Regions from separate parts of the Homo sapiens genome. Here region 2 is linked to region 1. The links are chromatin loops, found by intact Hi-C in ENCODE. Cell type or tissue: ascending aorta. All regions are shown on one strand. Each heading gives the region's core, and the rest is flanking DNA. Links, peaks and the distances in the headings are about the cores only. Region 1 overlaps TOM1L2 (target of myb1 like 2 membrane trafficking protein). Region 2 overlaps TOM1L2 (target of myb1 like 2 membrane trafficking protein).

Evidence for each region. Peaks named below come from ENCODE experiments on the same cell type or tissue, not always from the same donor. Only the 100,000 strongest peaks of a DNase experiment are listed, where the experiment ranks them.
Region 2: a loop joins it to region 1, with 2.6 times the contacts of the local background. A loop is called at or near these places in 2 of 110 quality-filtered maps.

Annotation. Positions count from the first base shown.
Region 1 is chr17:17,875,993-17,878,906 of GRCh38, reverse strand. The region is part of intron 7 of TOM1L2 (target of myb1 like 2 membrane trafficking protein); the gene reads left to right. Among named protein-coding and RNA genes, the nearest start is that of SREBF1, 40 kb to the right of the region's middle. RefSeq lists enhancers at 887-1,608, 1,969-2,914. In ascending aorta, for the core only: no CTCF peak of the experiment used is centred there; DNase peaks (open chromatin) are centred at 816, 1,206 and 1,826; H3K4me3 peaks cover 542 bases; H3K27ac peaks cover 2,477 bases.
Region 2 is chr17:17,957,193-17,960,106 of GRCh38, reverse strand. All of the region lies in intron 1 of TOM1L2 (target of myb1 like 2 membrane trafficking protein), which reads left to right. Among named protein-coding and RNA genes, the nearest start is that of TOM1L2, 14 kb to the left of the region's middle. RefSeq lists a silencer at 1,764-1,813. In ascending aorta, for the core only: no CTCF peak of the experiment used is centred there; DNase peaks (open chromatin) are centred at 1,388 and 1,835; H3K4me3 peaks cover 269 bases; H3K27ac peaks cover 2,399 bases.

The DNA of each region.
Region 1 (2,914 bases), core at 248-2,747:
AGAGCCAGTGCCCAGATCTCCACCACACCCAGCCTCAGATGACCCTGGCATTTGCAGAAAATGTCAGTGGTACTGCCCTTAGAAGCAGTGACCTTCTGGAGGGTGGAAGAAGGATGCTGTGAACTGCAAGGCCCCACACACTTTTCAATGGGAGGCAAGATGCTTGAGGGAACAGGTCAGGAGCCAGACTGATTTAGCAACCTGGCATGAGTTTCTCATGATACACCTGCTGCTGCTGCTGATACTGCCATTTGTGTCTGGCCCTCCGTTGTCAGTCTTGGTCCCCAAGTGCTACACCTTCTACCCTGCTGCTGGCACATGCTTGCCGCCTGTGAAGGCCCTGTCCTGGTCCCAAGTTGCTGCTTATTGTGCCCCCTTCCTACTCCAAAGCCATCGGCTCTTATGGGGGTGAGGGTGGGTGGAGACCTGTTCCAGGCCTGACACAAAACACAGTCCTAGGGGCACAGAGGTGCATGAGCTGTGGTCCCTGGAGCTTGCAGCTTTTTGCAGGAAATAGACCGGGAAACAACTTGTCTCCATGTAACTACACCAGCCTGCTCTTGAAGCTGAGAAAAGTACCCTTGGCCCAGCCCCAGTGAGGAGTCCTGAGTGGCCTCTCCCTAGTTCCCAGACCTCACTCCTGACACACCTGCATCAGCCCAGGCTTGCCTCAGCTCAGCAGATCCAGCTGAATATGTGCCACACTCCAGGGGACCTGGCTTCCCTTGAATGCATTGTCATTGGCCTCCATTCCTAGCCTGCAGGAAGGTTCGGCCAGGCGTTACCCAGATGCACAGGATTCTGAGGTCAGTCCAGAAACTGAGAAGGCCTCTTGAGGCAGCTTTGTGCTGTGTCAGCGTCGGAATTCCTGCTGACAGGGGGGATTTGCTCTGGATAGAGCCGTGCTCCTGGCAGCAGGGGGTGTGTTGAACAAAGCCAAGATGCTTCCAGACAGCCAGAGCAGACCCAGACAGCAGGAATACTTCGTGTTTTGGGGGGAGAGGGGGTTTGGGATTTTTTTTTTTTTTTAAACAAGCCCATCAGCCAAGACAAACAGAACCTAATCTCCTGGCGTCAGCTCACAGCTTTCAAAAATAGGTTGCTTCCCATGACGTTTTCCTTCCCTCTGTTTTGTTCCAACTCCAAGCCTCCCAGCCCTCACTGCTATCTTATAAATCAAATAGAAAAGGAATGACTCTCGGTGCCAGTGGGAGGCTGTCCTTCCAGCAACAGCAGATTCAGGAGCTGGGCAGCACTGTGGACAGCCGTGAACAGACACAGCCGTCCTGGCTGGTTGGCTGCACGCCTCCGCCATTGCCGACATCTTCCCACCCCTTCTTCCCCTGGCAGTCAAAAGCCAGCAGGCAGGGTCTCCCAAGGGTCAGAGCCACACTGAACAGCCAACCTTCCATGTGGAGAAATACCACTGTCTGCTTAGAAAGTGCTGGAATCAGAATGTGTCCCCAGGACCCTCCATCAAGCTGGAGGGCAGCCAGAGTGCTCGGGGCAGAGAATACAGAGCTGAGAGTGCTGGCTAGGCCATGGAAACAACCCAGATGTTCCCACCAACAGAAGCTGCTCCCAGTTCAAGTATAAATTCCTGGGGTAGGAGGTGGGGGGAATAGGAAGAGAGATAATTGGTGGTGTCAGCCCTAGGATGATCATAACTGTGGGCAGGTTATGTCCCGGTTGCCTCCTGCACATCGCAAAGCACTTTTGGGTGTAGCTTCCCATAGTGAAGCAAGAGCAGCAGGGAAGCTTGGCAGTGTGAGCTGTTTGCCTGCAGACTCATGGGTATGTGGCTGTATTTGAGGAGAGGCTGAGGCCACTCTAGCACCCTGTGCTGTCAGCGTAGCTGGAGCGCCTGAGGAGAAGGAAGGAAGGGTGCCCAGAGTGAACACAGCAACTCCTCCTCTTGAGCTATGCGTCAAATCCTCCACTCTCTGAGTTGGGAGAGACCTTCCAGGAAGTTGGTTCAGTTCTACACCTGTGTTCAGATTTCTTCCACAGCATCTTATCTGTTGGGTCTTTCTGCGTGTCCCCAGTGACAGGCTGTTCACAGCAGCCCTCTTGCTTTCAAATGGACATCTTGGTTAGACTTCGGGCAGCAGCACAGCAGGCATACAAATTACACAGGCCTATGAATTAATGCCTCCCCATCCTTGCCCTCCCACTGATGAGCTGGGCGATGCCAGGTAAGTCACCAGCCGTCTCCAGGCCCCCTTCTCCTCTCTAGACTGGAGTGATCACTTGCACCTTGGCAGTGCCTGGCGCAGGGCTGGGCTTAGGCAAGGCCTCACAAATCCTAGCTTTCGTGACTATTGTTAGAAAGCCCTTTCACACATTGATCTAAGGTGTGGCTCCCTATAACTTTGATCCTGGTCTGTCTTCTTAGACACTAGAACAAGACTAATTCCTCTTTCACATGGGTAGATCCTTAAATATTTGAAGATTGCCATAAGCCCCACCCACTGCACAGTCTCCACATGGAACAAATGTGGCATTTGGCAGCATTTGGCAGCCCACCACAGGGAGGGATAGGCAGTTCTTCACAAGAAGCAGACATAAAATGGAGAGCTTCCATCAGCTGAAAACCCTGCTGCGTCACTTCTCATCTGGTGGTTAAGCCTATCTTTGTCATCCTGTTCAAGGAACCTTAGGTCTGGGCCCGAAATTCAAGACACTGCATCTGTCCCTGCTAAAGTGCATGCCCTTACCTGCAGAAAGCCTGAGTTTGGCTTTCTGGGATCTTTAAAGATTGCGATTATGTCATCCAGTGTCCTCTGTCTCTCCCAATTTAGCCTTTTGAGCTTTGTCTTCAATGAATAACTTTTAATTAATACAATGATGCCAAAAATATATGTTCTTCTGTGGCCGTTCATCAGCATAAGATAATAACAGAGGCCTCCTCGTT
Region 2 (2,914 bases), core at 319-2,818, 81 kb before region 1:
TTTCCTCCTGTAACTCAGTGTACAAGTGTCCTCTTCATACCAGTAAGTTTTCTGAGAATTTCCTCAAAGGACGTGCTTTCTTATATCCTCGCTGAGGCACTTCTTAGTAATGGAAGACCTGTGTATTTTACTTTCTCTTTGGATTTGCCTTAGAACTACAGTGATGGATGGAGGAAAAGACGGAATTTAAACACATGCTAAATTGTCTAACTGACCAACTTGCTTTTAAGACATCACCAGCTGCTCTTTTAATCATTAATGAAGCATAAGCCTTGTAGTCTGGGAGGCATGTCAAAAATTCTGTTTCGGGTTTTGGTTTAAAATTGAGTGTAATGGAGAGAGACTGATTCTTTCATCTCAGAGAATTGGGCTGTCTTTGAGAGCTGGGGACAAGAACTGGGTCCTGTAATAGGACACTGTGGAGTTTTTTTTGCTGCTCCTCAAAGGAGAAATCACACAGATTTCTGGCACGTCATTAGTCGAAATAGGAAATGAGGCCTGAGAAATGATGTTGCTTGGGGTTTGAAAGCTGAATTTGCTAGTGGCTTCCAGAGAGCGAGAGTCTCCTATGCTAACTGTGGAAATTCTTAAACCAGCAATTCAAAGAATCAGAAGACTCTAGTTGAAAGGGTCTTAGTGGTATTTGGTCCAACCCTCTAATTTTTGCAGGTTGTGGAAACAAGGCCAGAGAGGGTGTCTGTGATGTATGACATTTCTGACAGCAAATGTGCAGGGATTTTTTTGTTGTTTTTGTCTTTTTTCTGATATCAAATGGATGTCCTACAATTGAATTCAGTTTTGACACTAACTACCTGGAGCTGGTGCGGACCCCAGAGGTTAAGGGCTCAGTCCCACAAGACTGCCCCCACTTCACATGCCAGTCACAAGTTCCTGGTTACCATCTGTACTTCCCATGACCGGCTATAAATTGGGGATTCCCGTGATGCCTTCCCCATGTTTGATCATATGCTTGAATGGCTCACAAAATTCAGGACAACACTTTACTTACATTTTCGTGACAAAGGATATAACTCAGCAACAGCCAAATGGAAGAGATTCATCGGGCAAGGTGTGGGGAAGGGGCAGAGAACTTCTGTGCCAGCCTCCCAGCACCTTTATGTGTTCAACTTGGAAGTTCTTTGAACCCCATCGTTTAGGGGTATTAATGGAGGTTTCATTATGTGGGCATGAGTGATTAAATCTGGCCATTGGTGAATAACTCAACCTCTAGTCCCTCTCCCCTTTCCGGAGGTAAGGTGGGATGAGGGTACGGCTAAAAGTTCCAACACTGAAATGTACCTTGGTCTTTCTGGCTAGGGAGCCCCAATCTCATTAGCATACAAAAGACACTTATCTCTCAGGAGATTCCAGGGGTTTTGGGTGAGGTGTGCCAGGAACCTGGACAAAGACCAAATATATATTTCTTACTGTATCACAGTAGGAGACTTGCCAAGGTCCCACAGTGACTCAGTTTTATGACTCTTACATGTCTTCCTATTTAGCTCACAGCCTCTTGCCAGTCATTTAGATATTTGTATATGGGCAGGGAGGGTAAGCATGGGGTAGTAAGTCTGTCATTTTAATGGAGTGGAAATTTTCAACTCAGCCTCATGAAGGTAAATACATTTTATTGTTTGAAAGTTAGTCTCCTGTTTTTGACTGGGCTTGGTTGGGGGTACTATTTAGCTCTAGATTTGATGGTTTAAATGAAATTAGCTCATAAAATCACCAATGGTCTTCTGTTTTATCTACTTTTTCTGGCACTGGTCCAGACCAGAGAAACCAATCCCAGGCTAGGACTGGGAAAGTCTGGGACTGTTCACTGCTCTGCTGCTGATTTGCTGTGAGACTTTGGGTGGGGCACATCCTGTCAGTTACTCATTTGAAGAGCATGGTTTGTTCGTTCGTTTGTTTTGAAGAACAGAGGTTGAACAAGCTTTCCAAGTTCATTTCAGACCTAAAGCTTAAGGCCCAAATCAAAGTGGCTTTTAGTTTTTCTTTTCTTTTTTTTTTTTTTGAGACAGAGTCTTGCTCTGTTGCCCAGGCTGGAGTGCAGTGGCACAATCTCGACTTACTGCAAGCTCCACCTCCTGGGTTCACACCATTCTCCTGCCTCAGCCTGCTGAATAGCTAGGACTACAGGCGCCCACCACCACGCCCGGCTAATTTTTTGTATTTTTAGTAGAGACGGGGTTTCACCGTGTTAGCCAGGATGGTCTTGATCTCCGGACCTCATGATCCGCCCACCTCGGCCTGGGATTACAGTCGTGAGCCACCACGCCTGGCCTAGTTTTTCTTAAGACTTACAGCTTTCCATAAGAGACTGTACATACCTATGAATCATATGTGTGTGTACGTGTGTGTGTGTATAGCCTGTGATATGTAAGTATATACACACATGTAAATACATGCACACAGGTAAATATATACATATACATATTTTATATATATTTTATATAAATATGTTATACTTTATATATATTTTGTGTAAATGTATATATATTTGCCTTCTAATGATTTTCACTGAGGTAGTTTACTTGTAGTAAAATGCATACATTTTGTTATAATTTTGACACATGCTTACATGTTGTCACCTTACCCCATCAAGATACGCACTGTCAACCTCACCCCAGAAAGCTCCCTCAGGTCCCTTCCCAGTTAATCCTCTCCTCCAACACACTGCAGAGGGAACCACTGATCTTTTATCTCTTCTAGAAGTTCATGAGTGGAGTCATACAGTATATGCTCTTTTGTGTTGAATCCCAGTGATATTTTGAAGAAGAATCATATGCATTGTTTTCTCTACCTGCCATTTTGAAAGGCTGTATAAGGGAGTGGTGGCTCATGCCTGTAATCCCAGCACTTTGGGAGGCCAAGGCAGGAGGATTGCTTGAGGCCAAAAATTTGAGGCCAG